Linked DNA regions of Mus musculus: region 1 is linked to region 2. The links are chromatin loops, found by intact Hi-C in ENCODE. Cell type or tissue: left cerebral cortex. All regions are shown on one strand.

Evidence for each region. Hi-C counts contacts between places; a loop is a spot of excess contacts. Peaks named below come from ENCODE experiments on the same cell type or tissue, not always from the same donor. Only the 100,000 strongest peaks of a DNase experiment are listed, where the experiment ranks them.
Region 1: a loop joins it to region 2, with 1.9 times the contacts of the local background. A loop is called at or near these places in 3 of 42 quality-filtered maps.

What each region holds. Positions count from the first base shown.
Region 1 is chr6:119,170,906-119,178,905 of GRCm38, forward strand. Dcp1b (decapping mRNA 1B) reads left to right here and starts at 4,348. Exons shown (of 9, transcript NM_001033379.3): 1 at 4,348-4,537. The coding sequence starts at 4,388. It also overlaps a transcript of Cacna1c not described here. In left cerebral cortex, a CTCF peak has its summit at 4,653; DNase peaks (open chromatin) are centred at 4,279, 4,596 and 6,726; H3K4me3 peaks cover 1,604 bases; H3K27ac peaks cover 1,297 bases.
Region 2 is chr6:118,641,851-118,649,850 of GRCm38, forward strand. All of the region lies in intron 29 of Cacna1c (calcium channel, voltage-dependent, L type, alpha 1C subunit), which reads right to left. Among named protein-coding and RNA genes, the nearest start is that of Gm38887, 50 kb to the left of the region's middle. In left cerebral cortex, a CTCF peak has its summit at 4,997 (motif pointing right); DNase peaks (open chromatin) are centred at 5,028 and 7,754.

The sequences.
Region 1 (8,000 bases), 530 kb after region 2:
TGTTTCTATGTTGTCATATTTTCAAACATTTTTAGCATTTTATGTTTACAATTACCTTGTTGAATTATGTGGCCAATTTTGTCTTGTCATCACACTGGTATAAATATCCCAGACACAGACACTATCCTTTATCAGTCTACATACTTATTTTGTATCTAACCTCATAGAGCAAAGCTCTGGCATAATGACAATCACAAGATAACCATGCAACCTGAAGGTTCACTGTTCGTCCGCAACATCAGGCTGAGGACTATGGAGACACAGTGGAATCCCGCAGCTCTGTGCAGCCTGTGGAAGTGGAAGAGATGTGGATTAAAAGGTCTTTGTCTGTTTGAAGTGGTCCTTTGCTGTGATAAACTAAATCTAAAACACAGATTATTCAAACCGAAAGTACACAGACTCCTGGCACTACCCTAGAAAACCAGACTTTGAGCATTTGGGTGAAATAAAGAAAAAGAATGTTGCTCTGTGGGCCACGGAGATGAGAGACCTGCCAATGCTGAAGTCATTTCAACATCATTTGTGGTTTTCTTTTGCCACGTGTGGTTTCTGGTCTTTAGGACTTCAAAATGATTCGAAAAAATATAAACAAAGTAAACAAAAACTCTTTCCACCTCTCCTTCTATCCTTTATAATTTAACTCTGAAAGCTCAGAATTCACTACAGTGTGTTTCTTTATCTCAGCTTTGGTTTCAATATTCTGTAAATTCAGGGCTCTTTAAAATCAGACATGTAATGCAGAAAGTCAACCAGTTCAGGTTTTGTTCAATAGAATTAGCATTTTCTAAATTTCCATAATCCACAGGCACTGGACCACGGGGTCCAGAGACAACAAAGGGCATGAAAACCAAACACACATGAAATAAAAATGTTATTGTATGAAGTCTGTACTTATTTGCAAAGAAACTCTAAGCTAGGTCTGTGCGAATGCAAAACCTGTTTTTAGGCTCTCTGTAAAAATCCCCTTTTATCATGATAATTCTTATTTTTATCCTTTTTAGAATTATAATTATATATGTCATATAAATACATTAATAGCTCTAACTCGGGGCCTACTAAGTTAAGTGCCACAAGAAAAATGACAATGGAGTACATGAAGGTCTCAAAGGCAGAAAGAGCTCCACAGAGAAAGGCAGTGAGTGAGCTCTCTGGGAAAATGTCATTCAAGGAGAAGGCGAGGAACACAGATGACAGTGTGCAAGGGACTTGGGTGAAAACTGCCAAGCAAGGCAAGGTTGAACAGAGGTGGGCATTTCCTTCCTTAAGACCAGACAAAGACGGTAGATAAATCCTTCACTAAGACTTACCTGTGAATCTCTAAGCAGGTGGCAGGATGCTCTTTTACTCCTTGTATGTGAGGTCAGGCCTGGGAAAGGCAAGGTGCTGAAAAAGTCATGGAGAAGGCATGAACAGAGTTCATGCTGTGCACTCTATAAGCACCCTGTGACTGGGGCTGAATTGGTCACTAGGGTGATAAGGCCTGGGTGTGTTTATGAGTATTTCTGATACCATAATGGCTCCTGCCTTGCCTGGCTTCTCCAGTGGGCTCAAAATAGCCTGTCCTTTGGAAAGTGGGATTTATTCATCTCTCTTTCAACATGGACAGACCTGAAAAATTAAGAGAAAAGTGGCCTGTGGGGACAAGGGGGGAAACTAAGGAGAAAGCAAGCAATGACCCACTGAAAATGAGGAAGGCACACAGCAGGATCTGCATACTCATGCCACTAAGGCAGGGCTCAAGGATTAGCCAGAAAATTCTACTTTACCCTTAATGCAAATTAAACTATGTTTATGTTCTGAACAGTGCTATCCTCCAAGCAAAACAGCCACTGTGCCTACTTCTGAGAGTTCATCACAGTTGGGCCCATGGACATCTCCTCCAGGAAGGAGGGACATGGTATGTCAAGGGACCTTCAACTATAGTGTCCAGCCATTTATATGTAATTTTTCCTAATGCCATATGACCTTAGGGTCTCATGAAGGGTCTGGAGCATATAGGCGTGGGATGAAGAAAGGGATTTATCTCGGTTACTGAGGACACACTGACATCACCAATGCTGTGTAAAGGCTTTGCAGTGCTACTGCTTCAAGACCACCCATGCTCTCTGTCAGTAAAATTAATAAACTCACTGGCTGCCCAAGGTGAGTTTTGATGGAATCAAAATTTGCTTTGCTGTTGGGACCTTATGAGTAGGTTGTAGACATTGTCTCTGCGAGGAAGGAATTTGAATGACAATCTGACTTTTAGAAGCATGTGACCAGAAGCACAGAACTCAGTGGAACCAGCAGTAAGTGAGTGGGCTAGCCTGCAACACTATGTAGTCAGCTTTGTGGGGCCACTTGAAGGGAATAGAAAGCCATTAGGACCAAGTATAGACAACATGGTTTTGTTCTGTTTCTCAAACGGCAAGTCACATTCCTTCAGTGGATCATGAAATCAACTTTAGAGTCAGAGTCAATATTTTTAAATAAAAAGTGTGTGTGTGTGTGTGTGTGTGTTCCCTGCTATCCAACTGTTTATGTATTTATTTATAACAAATAATATCTGTGATGGTTGGTTTTAATGTCAACTTGTCACAAATTACAATCACATGAGCAGGGAACCTCACCTGAGAAATTGTCCTGATGGCCTTGATTCATTGGTTAATGTGCAAAGATCTACTCCAAGTGTGGACAGTGCCTTCTAAGTGCAGCCCGGATAAAAAGATTGTGTGACAGAAGGAAGATTTTTTTTTACCTCTTGCTTGCTGGCCTTCCCTATTGCCACAGGCTTGGTTTGATGCTGATACTGTTATGAGAACCAGTGTTTCCAGGCTTCCACTGTTGAGTAAGGACCAGCAGCTGCCCAGATACCCAGGTATTCAGTGCCATGTTAGAACTCGTGAGGCACTCAGCTTTATGCACTGAGCAACTACCAGATTCTCATCATCCCAAGTGTAAACTGACTTAATAAGTCACATAAATGAACAAGTCCTAGCCTCACAAAGACAATGTAATGGTACAAGGGATGCCACTTTAATGATCTGTTCATGTAACTATAAATATCCTTTGATGATATATCAAAATTTGACAAAGTGCAGTTTCTTGAAGTCCTATCACCCTTTCATACTTTGTGGGACACTGAAATCCACTGATCCACATTCGCCTTGAATGGATCTCCTACCTGTATGTGAGTTTGTGACACCATTTTATTATCTGAAAATCATTGAATGACCGGGCTAAGGGAGCTATATCTTTCAAATGTTGACAGTTCCCATTAGAGTATAATCTTTTAGAAGTGTACTCATTGATAGCACCACAGGTCTCATCTGAAGAGACTTAAGTATTGAGACAGTCAAGCTCATGGCCCATTTTTTTAAAAATTAACCTAAAAAATTATCATTAGCAACAATACCTACCCCTTGATTTCTTGAAAGAAACAGGAAAATCTTAGTTTTGAAAAAGCCTGTCCAGAATCTATCTGAATAGCCATAAGTTTGTTCATCTTTCTTTCATGTTAAACTGATGCTCTGTGGAAGTAAAATTAAACCCCTGGGCTGGGTGGTGGCACACCCCAGTAGTCCTAGCACTTAAGACCCCAAGGCAGGAGGAGCAAAGACTGAAACCTGCCATAGACTCTGTCTCGAGAAACAAGCCCTCCAACCCCAGCAAAACCTACAATAAAACCACAAATTCAGCCCATCTCAAGTGCAGAACATATTTGCCTAGAGGCAAATATGGCGTGCAACAGCTCTGCGTTATCCATTCTTTCTAATTTTTCCCCCACATTAATTTAAAAAATATACCCAAAGATTGTTTTTTTTTTTTTTAATTTAGTACTTTGACCAAGGGACGCCTGGCTTCAGCTGCTCAGACAAGTTTTCCAGAGAATAATGCACAGCGGCAAGAATACACCGGCTAGTGGTGCAGTTTGGGGCCTCCCTTGGTTCTTTACCGGTGCAGTCGTCCTTTTGCACACATCATGCAAGTCTCAGAATTGTCATGGACAATCATAACCTTGCAGGCCTCTGAGGCACTCAGGAAATCCCTCACGGATATTGGGGAGCCCCATTTAAGAATTCTCAGAGTTCTTTTTGGAGTGACTATGTTTGATTGGTCATCGAAGAGCCAAAGAAGAGCTCTGCAAAGGCGTGGGCCGTATTCAAGAAGGAAATGGGCACAGCTCAGAGGCTCCTGAAGAAAGAAATAGATAAAACGGGCTTCCTTGAGCAGGGCTGAGCTTCCTGTTGCCAAGGCGACGATCCTCCGCGAGAGGACCCGGCCATCGATTAGCGAAGCCTAGCCCGGGTCCCCAAATGCCGGAAGGTCGCCCCGCCGCGCTCGCTCGCTCGCTCGGCGGTCGATTGAGGGGGCTTCCTGAAGGCTGGGCAGGAGGGTGGGTGGGAAGATGGCGGCCGCGGCGGCAGGTGGCCTGCCTGGGAAGGGACACGATATCAGCCTGGCAGCCCTGCGGCGCCACGACCCCTACATCAGTCGCATCGTGGACGTGGCCAGCCAGGTGGCTCTGTACACTTTCGGCCATCGGGCCAACGAGTGGGTGCGTGCGGACGCCGCGGCCGTGCGGAAGGCGGGGCGCGGACAGGGCGGGAGATGCTGGGCACGGCTAGGCGGGCGGGGGCCGGTCCTGGTGGAGGGCGACCCGCGGGTCCACCAGCAGGTGGGGGACGAGGGACACAGAAGGTGTGGCCGGCTCCGCTGAGTGCGGGCCACGGGCTTTGAGATCAGAAGACAGAAGCTCTCCGGCAGCGGAGGGCAGCCCGGAAGCCCCAAACTTAGATAAGTCCAGCCTCGCGGAGGAGGAGCAGCCGGAGTGCGAAATGCAGGGCAGGCACCCACCTAAGAGCAAGCGTGGGAGAATAAAGAGGAAATGGACATGGGTGGGACACCCCAGACTTGGATGTAGGAGGCCAGGGTTGGTAACCTAACCATTTCAGTCCATTTCCAACAAGACCGAGTCCCAGCCTACAGTAACTGGATGAAGTTTAGTTTTCCACACAACTAGACTGGAATTGCAACGGGAGACCAATTAGTTCTGGCCTAGGCATTGGTTCTTATCATTTATAAACCATCCCTTTGAATATATAAAAGTGTCATTTCCTCCTCTTTTGTGACTTTTGTCCAAATATTCATCAGTATATAACCAATGCTTTTAATAAGGTTCATTGGGTGTATGGAAAACACCTTGCAAATTTTCAATTTTTTTCCCCCGGTGTGTTCGCCAAGACTGAAACAAACATCAAGATTTATGCAAAGAAAACTTTCATTTTTGAGCAGATTTATGATTAAGTAGGCTGTAATAAGAACGACCCAAAAACCATGCACACAAAAGAATGAAGAAAGTTCTTGGACGTGGAGCTTGGGGCAGGCACCTGCTTCATCCCCAACACCCCTGAAACAGGGCCGGGAATCTTTTCCGATAGTTTTGTCCGAGTTCTTAACTGAAGTGAGGCAAAGAATTCATGTCTGTTCTCCTAAGAGCCAAACCTGAAGGGGAAATCTGCAGAGATCCATTGTTCTGAATATCCCTAGTTTGATTAATTGAGGCTGTCTTTCTTGGACACCAGAGGAAATTACACTATGGGCCTATATAAGTAAAGGGAGTTTCCCCACTGAAATGTTTCTCTATTTATGTGAAGATACTGTACATAAACGTGCTTCACTTCTCTAGGTCAATGTTTCTCAGCCTTCCAAATGCTGGGACTCTTTAATACAGTTCCTCCTGTTGTGGTGACCCCTAACATAAAATTATTTTCGTTGCTACTTCTTAACTGTAATTTTGCTACTCTTCTTATTGTAATGCAATTATGTTTGGAGATAGACGTATGCCAAAGGGGTTGCAACCTATTAGTTGCATGCCCTCTGCCTGGACTGGCCTCTGCCTGCCAATCCACACCTAATATTATGGAGGTAATTCAGTTAGTATACATGGAGTAGGACCCAGTAAGAGTTAGTGGGGTAAGTTGACTCGGCAGGAGGCTCAGGCTAGAAGATCAGAAGCCGTTGAAATGTACAGTGCACCATTCCCACCCCTCGGTAGCAGTTTTCCTAACGCCTCTTCACAGTCCTGTGTGGCAGAAACCGTTTTAAATCCCTACAGAGGTGGACCAAACGCCCAGTGAAGGCCAGTGTCACATTGCATTATTTACAGGAGTTTTGTTTTCCTGCTTCCTCGACTTGTTTTCTTCAGACAGGATATAATTCACTCAGTAAAAGGTCATTTCTTTTCAAAGCCCTGATCTCCTAGGCTGTGGTTGCCTGGCAAAGGAGAGAGACTTAGTTCAACAATAGAGCAGTCTCTGGGGGCAATCAAGTCATCACTGCTGTTTCCCCGTGCTGTATCACTCAGGTCTCCGGATGAAAGCCTTTCCAGTGTAAACCTAATAAGTATAAAAATATCCTTAAAAATGAAAGGGAAGGGATTGGCACGAAGACGGGTGAGGTACAGGCAGGGAGTCCTTATCACATTGGAAGTCGACGTCGGGTGTTGAGAGGAAGAAGGAGGAATGCACAGAGAGTGAGGGTCAAGGGACCGGGGATCAGTGAAGTGGTAGAGCATGTGATTAGCATGTGGAGCCTCATGTGATTAGCATGTGGAGCCTGTGCTCAGTGTGTGCACAGCCCTAGTTTAATCCCCAGAACACACGTATACTCACACAAAGGATTAAGATAGTTCTGCCATGACTAGAATAGGAATTTTAGAACTAAATTTACTCCTCTCTGCCAGGAACGAATCCTTCCCCAAAATACCCAATGTGTCGATGAAGTCTACAGCTGGTCAGACCATTTGTTCTCAGCTGGATTTGATTCCCCGCACCCCCCTCCACACACACACACACCCCGGTGACGATTGGCAATATCAGGAAACTTTGAGGATGAAGGTGTTGGTGGCATCTGCAGAGTAGAAGCAGAGGTGTCGCCAAATGCCGTGCAGTGAGCAGGCATTATATAGTTAGTCTAAAATATGCACAATGCGAAGCTGGAGGCGTGTCTTAGAACCACAAGTGCCCCTTATTTTCAGGTCACAATCCTGAATTTTCTGTGAATCAGTTACAGTATGATGGCTTTGCTGCTGCATACATGACGGAGAGAGACGGCTTCAGAAAGATGAAGTGGGCCCACTTTTGATTATTTTAACTTAGAATATTCAGTAAAGTTGAGATTGATTTCAGTTGTCCCAGATGTGTCAATGTATTTACTTCCCATAATTTATGAAACAGCATTATTTATGCGCTTCATTATTTTGAATAGCAAACAATTCTGTGTGTATATATGTGTGTGTGTATGTGTGTGTGTGTTACCTTTATTTTCAGAACACTCCAGAGCTGAACTTAACAAATTTAAGTCTGCCTTACTTAAAGGATCTGAGGAGACTAATTGCTATACCTTAAATCCACTAATTTGTACTGAAAGGACAAAAAAAGAAAAGAAATTTGGCTGCCTTTGAAAGTCAGTCTGAGGTGCAGATCTAGCAACAAAATACATTTCCAGAGCTGCTGTTAGCCAAGCAAGAGCTCTTAAAATACGGCTTTTTTTTCTAATTATTAAAAGATTTGAGTTGTGTAAGCCAGTTACCCTTTTAATGGAGAAGATGAGACAACAGTAAATGAATTATCCCAGTGTGATCTGGCAGGAGCCTCACTCCAGGCCCATATTGTAATTACTGAGCCATAATTCCATCCCATGCGTAACTCCAAATAAGACTCAAGTTTAAGAATTGTTTTTGTGAGTTATAGTTAAAATTCTGATTTTGGATTATTCTAAACTAAAGTCATTAAAATTTTTGTTTTTAAAGTAAAGAGAATTTTTGTTGCAAGGGGGAAATACCAGTCAGAATCAATCAGCCTATGTGTGCTGACACTATGAAAGGTCTGAGTTGCATTTCCATGAGAACAGGCCCGGGTCAAATACTGCAGAGCAGGAAACTGCTTTTGGTCTTGTAGCCATGGGGCCCGCTGTGCATGCACAGAAGTGTCTTGCCTGCCTTAGTTTCCCATCAGTGT
Region 2 (8,000 bases):
GTGGTCCCCATTGTCAAAGTCTGATCATTGCTTTCTAGCCTCCTCTCCCTGGGCAGAGCTTCTGAGCAATGGACAGCTAATTAGCATTTGCTTCAGCAGATCATTTTCAGGAAGGAAACATGACTACAAAAGTTTTACATTTCACCTGCACGAGGATTTTGTATTTTCTTCTCTTTTGGATTAGTTGTACCTCGATTCAATGATGTCATGGGAGCCCTACTCTGTTGACACAGGCAGTGTTCCTAACTAAATGATCTTTGGAGGCAGTTGGCTCAAATCCTATGCTGCCACTTTCTAACTGGGCAGCTGTGTGTGTCAGATTCCTATCACCATGACAAAGTACTCGTGGGAATCAGTGAGAAAGGAAGGCTCAGGATTTGAATTCGTGGTGTTGTTTCTGTTGCTTTGGGTCTCTGGTGAGGCAGCTCACAATGGTAGAACAGGTCTGTTTATCGCATGGTGGTCAAGCAAAGGAAACAGAAAGGGCCTCTATACGTCAAAGACACTCTGGCAAGGACCTAGCTTCCTCCTGTTGCAGGATTTTTCCTGTCCAATCACATTAGGTGGGAGGCTTGTGATTAGACAGGAGAAGGGAGGCAGAGCAAGGAGTTGAGACAGAGAGTTCGAGGTCTCAGAAGGAGAGAGAGAAGCCAACATGGAGGCAGACAGACAGGAAGAAGATCCTGATCTGTGTGGTTTTAACAGCCATAAGAAGCTAAGATTTTTCACAAGGTTAGAATAATTGGGGTAAAGCTTTTATCATTGTCAGTTGGCTCTGAAATTATTGTATTGGCATCTTGTCAATTGTGATCTTATTGTTAAATAAATCTAATTGGATAATTAAGCTTTAAGAGTCATGTTTCTACAGAGTAATTAGGTGTTGAGATGGCTACTGTGTGGTGCATGGGGTGTTGCATAGAAGCAAGAGGAACTGGGGGGGGGGGCAGTCCAAGGGATGGCCTGGTGGGAGCCCTGTGGCCTCTCAAAGCTGGAGAGTTAGCAGGGCTGAGAGATGGAGCAAGTGAGATCACCTGGTGCGGGGCTAGCTCTAGAGAGTTGTTGGCTGCAGCAGGAGTGCAGGAGCTTGGCCTGGTCCCACTGAGAGTTGGCAAGTTCATTTTTTTTTTAATATTTCCCGCAACATCCTCCCACTAGGGCCCTACTTCTAAAGGTCCAGCTGCATCTCAATAGAGTCAAGATCCAAACTGTAGCACCAAGAGTGAGCAAATAGCTTAGACTCTGTGTCTGTTTTCCTATGTAGAAAATGGGGCTGATCTTAGCATTAAGGTGACGTTTACAAGATACCACACATACAAAGCACTCAGACCAGTAATCTGGAGGGAGCTCTAAATTCATATTAGTTTTGTCATCGTTACTAGAGTCAACCTGCCTGCCTCATTGTTAAGTAGCATCCACAGGTCATGTGGGGCTGAGCCAAACAGAAATCAACACGAGGCATCTAGAAGCAATACATGCAGAAGGAACAGAAAGAGGGAAAGCTTCTTGGGCTGGCCAAGGCTCTTTCTGCTCACCATCTATCTGGTTACTATTCTTGAGATGCTCTTAGAGCAGTCAGGCAGGCAGTGTTGACACTGTGACAGTGTGCAGGTTGTCGTGGCTTAATCTTATTATACTCAAGTTCATATAGATTGCACACTGCAGAGGTCTTAGGAAACAACTGTTCAAGGAGAGGAGATGTGGTCTTCCCTGGGCTAGAAGCTGTGGAGAAGAGTGCTGGACTTCCGGGGCAGGGGGCCTCCATCTTTGATATAGAGAGAAAGATTACTGCAGGAGAGGTTGTAGGTCTACACCATTGCAGAATTCTGGATTCTGTTTCTCCTCTGCCCCAACCAGAAGCCTCCTCTATCAGGACAGGCACAAACCTCACAACAGATGGTGGTAACACGGGAAGCCACAAATCCCTCTGTGTATACTTCCATTAGTATGCCAATGTTATGATACTTATTCATAGAAAATTAGGCCCTCCCTACTATTTGTTGTGTTCTATGTTCCTTCCTGCCCACCTTCATCATCTTATATGGGTCCAGCAAAGCCAAGCAAAGAAATAAGGAGGAAGCCAAGACCTTCCTGGTACCTGATGTGGAAGGTGATATACCTTCTGCCTATTCCAGGGGCACAAAAGCACACCCAGGAAAGCTATGGGAGATCTGAGCTGAGGCTAGATGTGAGATGCTGACAGAGAGATAAGTTAAAAACAAAACATGGGCAAGGGAAGACTTGGCCCCATGGGATGTGAATGGCAAACACATTCAGGAGTCACTGCAATAATGTGAAAAACAAGAGCTGGGCATGGTAGTGGTCAAAGAGGTCACTTAAGGCTGATGGGAAACAGGGGACTGTGCAGCATGGGGAGACATAGAAGACATGGGTGGTAGCAGGATTGGGGAGTCACAGAACACATGGCTGGTAGGAGACAGGGATACTGAGAACAAGGAAATGATAAAAAAAAGACAGAGAGAAAAAGAGAGGGAAAAGAAAGAGGAAGAGGAGGAGAGAGAAGTTGGGTGTGGGGCTGAATGTGAGGTACTCAAGGTTGGGTTCTAGGACTCTGGGATGACCACAGAACCACGACAGGTGAAAGAACACCAGTCAACATGAGACCAGAGGGAGTGGCCAAACCCTCCTTGCAAAGCAGGGTCTAACATGAGAGGGAGAAACATGGTCTATACCCAACCTGGGGTCCCCAAACAGAGTCGAGGTTCTTAGCTTCGGGGGAGGAAGTGTTTGGGGAGAGCTGGACAGAGCAGGTTGTGAGGTGGTGTGGAGGGACAGGCATAATGGAAGGCTGAGCCTTGTTCTTAGAACCACTCGCTTTTCTGGGTCCTGGGATGTGGAACTGAGAGGCGGGAAACTAGATAAACTGGGAAGAGGTGCCGAATCCAGCCAGAAACAGCAGTGGCAACAGTAAAAGCCTCAGTGTGTCTGTGAAGGGCTGATCTTATGGAATATCATGGAATCCACGGTTAACTGACACCAAGCAGAGATAATATAAATCGTATTACATCAGGGTGCCACTTAGATATAACTAATCATGGAGATTAGCGGCGTCTAATGGAGAAGGCATAACCAAGCACGCAGCTGCTCATGATCTACAGCCTGCAAGGCAGCGAGGACTTCTGTGTTTCCATCAGGCTCATCCTGTGCTGTGCTAATTCAGAAGCTTTGGACAGCTTCCTGCAGCAAACGCCGGTCACTGTAGGACAGCTGGCAAGAGCAGGCCAGGGTCGCGTCCTTGCTTTGAGGAGGCACTGGCTGGGATAGTGATAGGGTACTCCGAGGATGGTCAGAGGAGCACGTAGACCTGGGAATGTGTGCTTTTCATAGACACCTGTCCTGGAGTTCCATTGGAAAAATTTCTAAGGCATCGATATATTTATCTCATCACACATGATCTGAGCCACCAAGCACCTAGAACTGTGCGAGGATGGAGTCCACAGACCTGAAACTAATCCCCAAAGCTCGTGGTCCGCTCACTAGAGCACATGGAATTTGGGGCTATGGGTTAAGTTCCTTTCAGGGGACTCAGGAGCTTGTCCCCCTCTGCCTTAGCTGTGCCAGGGTAGACTAGAGGAGCACATTATTGCTTTTCCCTACCCATGCTAGAATAAATGAACAGATTTATGCAAAAAGACATGATTGGAGTGCTGAAGGCTGTATCCCTGGAGCCAGCCATGGCAAAGAGCTTCAGGTTCAAGCACACATTGCACTATAGTCTATGAGTGAGAGGCTTTGGCAGCAATGCCAGTGGGTACTGGAAGAGCAGGCTGCCCTTTTTGAGTGGGAAAGAGCTTAGTCTTGCTGCAGATCTCTAAACAGTGTGATAGCCCAGGCTCTAGGGAAGCCTTCACAACCCAGGCAAGACATGCTCCTTCCGGCTTAGCATCTTTCTTTCATCAGCTCGCCCCATGTGTGCCTGACTGCAAAGCCATGATGCTATGAAGACCATTAGATCCAGCCACCAGCACCGCCTTTGTAATAAGACACAAACATAATGGTGGGCTGCTTTCGCTTTCAGAGATGAGGCTTGAGAGCCGAGAGCAAGCGTTTTAACCTCTCAGTGCCTCAGCTCACTCACATAGGACACGGCAATAGCAACTGCGTGTGCCTCTGTGGGAATATGAAGTCTGTGCAGTGTCAGGTACTGCAAGGTCTGCATCTGAGGGAGTGCTTGATGCCCACTGTGGCTGCCATGACTGCCTCCTCTCATGATGGCTCCTGCTTCACGGAAGGCCCCTCCTGCGGAGGAGGGCCACTGCTTTGCCTGGGTTGAGTTCCTGCCTCAACACCCTCTGGGTTTGGGAATCCCTCTTCTCATGCCTTCAGTTTCTTTTCCAGTGGCAGGATCAGAGACAGGGAACCACAGTGTACCTTCCCACTGGGCTTTTACACAGTGTGAATACGTTTCCACATTAAATAATTAAGTGTAATAGCTAATACTTCCCTTCCCACACTAAGGCTTTATGTAAGTCATATAATTATTTTTTTATCATTCACGGTAAAAGCACCATGCAGGAAAGAAACCTGTCACAACGTTGCAACAATATGCAAATCTCTGGGTACAAGCGCTGTGGCGAGGAGGCCCCTCCTGAGGAGCTCGTTTGTGCCTGTCTGCTGGGCACTGTGCACGTCAGGTGTCCGTGGGCACACCACAAATAAACAATAATCAGGGGAATGCCTTCTTACCAATCAGCTGCTAAAAAGCAAGCCGGGGCTGGCTGCACACCCACAGGCCACTGGGCTCTCCTAATGAGGCCAGAGGAGCAGAAGGGGCTGTGGCATGTCCTAGTCTCTCTCCCTCCTCTTTTCCGTTTCTATTTCTTTAAGTGACATGTGTGGTGAGTCTGTGGTCCCATGGGTTTCACTGACAGTGAAAGACACTGATTCTTAGTAGCTAAGGTAAACAGATTTCAACTAAATCCAGTTAAGAGGCTCTATGAAGTTCCACCCTGCTCTTTATTCCACTGGTCGGCCTCCAGGGGGCACTGCGGAACTGGGTAGAGCTACAGAGTGGGTCCTGGTGACCAAGCCAGCTTTGCAGATTTAGGGATACCACATATCCTGCTGTGTGGGGCAGCTGTGTCTTAAGTGTGATGTAACCACATGTCTTCTGAGAAACACGTATGTAGGTACCGTGTACAAATAAAACTGGCCTGCTGTAACTTTGGCTTTTAGTCCAAGGTCCTGTACCTTTGCTCTTCTGTTGTCTTCAACTTCTGTGGGTCTTTTACTATACACACCCTTTACATTATGGCTAAGAAATCCTCATTTTCAACATTTTATGCTGAATGTCTTGGAATTAAAATAATAGAATATGAATTACAGAATATTTATCATGACATATAAACTGTAAGTCTAGAAAGGGTTTAAGACCACTCATCTAAAAAAGAGGCTAATTCAAGTTTTAAAAGAAAACGTTTTACTTACTCCTGAAGTCGTTTAGACTAAATTGTCTGGGTCGAGATGACTATGAGGAAATATAGTCCTCTGAACCACTCACTACTCACAGAGGGGACTAATAAGGGGACTTGAACATCTAGCGTCCCCTCCTGTTTCTCAGGACAAGCAGTGCATGCTCCGGGTCTCTGTTCCCTCTCCCTTACTTCTCTGTAGCTGCATCCCTCACACAGCCCTTTAGCCTGAGACATCGTGCTCTGTCTTGGTCTCTTGTTTTGGCCATGCCAGCTGTTAGCCTCCAGATGTCCTCCCCCCAGTTCCTTCTCCCCAGTGCCCCACCTGTTAGCTTACCATGCACATCCTCTCTGGGAAGACGAGAGTCCAGAGCAGCTCTCCTGGAGCATCTACTTAGGAAGGCCACATGTAGTGCAGACTACGAAAACAGAGCTCCTGTCCACACTGCCTGTTCAAGACTTTAATAGCTTTTAAAACCCAATCCATCTCTGCAGCCCCTTCAGGCTGGCCTCTCCCCACTCTCCTCAAAGTCAATGAACTGTTGTACTGGCTCAGTCCCTGAGGGGCAAGTCAGGGAGCTTGGAGCCACCTTTCATTCCTTCTCTTTGTCCTTTTGACTGATTCATCATCGAATATGTCCGCACGATGCTGACGTTACTCTAGACTGCTGAGTTCCCAGGAGGCTCTGGTAGACAACGTTTTCTCTCCTACACTAGGCTACTCCTTACTAAGCAACCAATACTCGGATCCCTAAGTCCCCTACTCGGTGCCCCAGGGACTTTCTAGAAGACAATGACTCTAGCCATGGAGGGTAGAGTGAGTTTCAGGACTAGCAGTCCTACTAAGAACCTGTGGAAGCAGTGGTGAAAAGTCTCCCATTAGGGACACTCATGCCATCCTAGACCTACTGTGCTGCAGCCCTGGGTTCATCAACTCATTAACTCAAGACTATTATTGTTTTGAGTTGTTCTTGCCAAACCTGTCAATAGCAAATTCAAGGCACACTATGTCCTGGTACGCAGTCCTGTTGCTAAGACTGGAATATCTGTGGCTACACTGCCCTTCACTAGACCCTGTGCTGCCCTCCATAGTCAAGCCAGAGCTGCCCACACGGGCGAAACCTTGAACCTGAAGGTTCATCCTAACAGCCCCTGGTCTGCTGTGTAGATCCCTGTCTTCTGCTTTTTTTTTTTCTGGAGTAGGGTCCCTTTGGAATTTTAATTGGGATTGTCTTGAATCTATATATGATGTTGCAGGGAAGTAGTGTCTCAGCAATGAGTTTTCCAGCTTGGGAACACATCCCTTGTGTTATTAATTTTTGTTTAATCATTGATATAAAATTTTAGTTTTCTTTTTGCTATATTTTTATACACTGGACTTTTTTCAGTGTTTATCATACAAATTATCTTAATTTTCTGTAATTATTGACATTTCAGGTTATGATAGGAATATAATCTAATTAAAAAACTATTTAACCACTCCAAACAAACCTTTCCACAACTTGCACTGCATACGCATGCAGAATTAATTATCATGCAAGTGTCTTTTGCCTAATTTCCCTACATCTAAGGACAGAACTCCTTTGGCATCCTGTGAGGGGTTCAAGTCACCAACCCTTTTCCTTGGATCATCCCTGCATTCCCCAAGCTGCTCTGGGAGGCAGAGAGTCTTTAAGTTTGTGTATACTAACACCTCATATTTTTTATAGGTTTTTTTTTATGAACATAGTATGGTTTTATGGAGTTAAGCAGCTGGATTCAGGGCAGAGGTTTTCTTGAGTAAATTCATTTTACATAGAGTAGTGAGGAAAACAGACATGAATGAGAAAAGATCACCAGCATCAATCACTGTAGAGAAAACGGAAGAAAGAAGCGGGGTCTATAGATCAACCCATCAACCAATCAGATATGAAGAGGATATGGCATAGAAAATCAAATCAGGGACAGCTCCAGAGGACATAGTCTGAACTATGAGTAATGCCAATTGCTGTGGTTTGGATGTTAAGTGTCCATCAAAGGACCATGTGTTAAAAGCTTGGTCCCCAGGGTGGTGCTATTGGAGGAGGAGGGTGGAATTTCCAAAAATAAAGCCTATTGAAAGGAGGAGAGAGAAGGAGAGAGGGAGAGAGGAGGGAGGGAGGGAGGAGGGAGGGAGGGAAGAAAGGAGGGGGAAGAGGAATGAGAAGGGGAGGGAAGAGAAAGTAGATCACTGAAGGCCTACTCTCTGAGAATTGTAGGATTCCAGCCTGCTCCGTTGCTGACTCCTGGTTACAGATGCAAGTGTGTTGCTCCTACACACAATCCTGCCACCATCTACCACTCTCTCTGGAAGCACTGATGAGAGCATTCTACACTCAAGCCTCCAAAGCTATGTTGCAAGCAAGTTGCTCTAGGCACGTTATAGTTATAATGCCAGGCTGACTAACACATCCGCCTTCTCCGTTCTTGCTGACTGCCCTTTCACAGGGAACTCACTCACACCACACAGTCAGGGAAGGTAGAAGTCCAGAAGCCATTAGTCTTTCAGGTCTGATAGAAGCCATTCATGCCATGGTTCTTGGGCAAACTCGA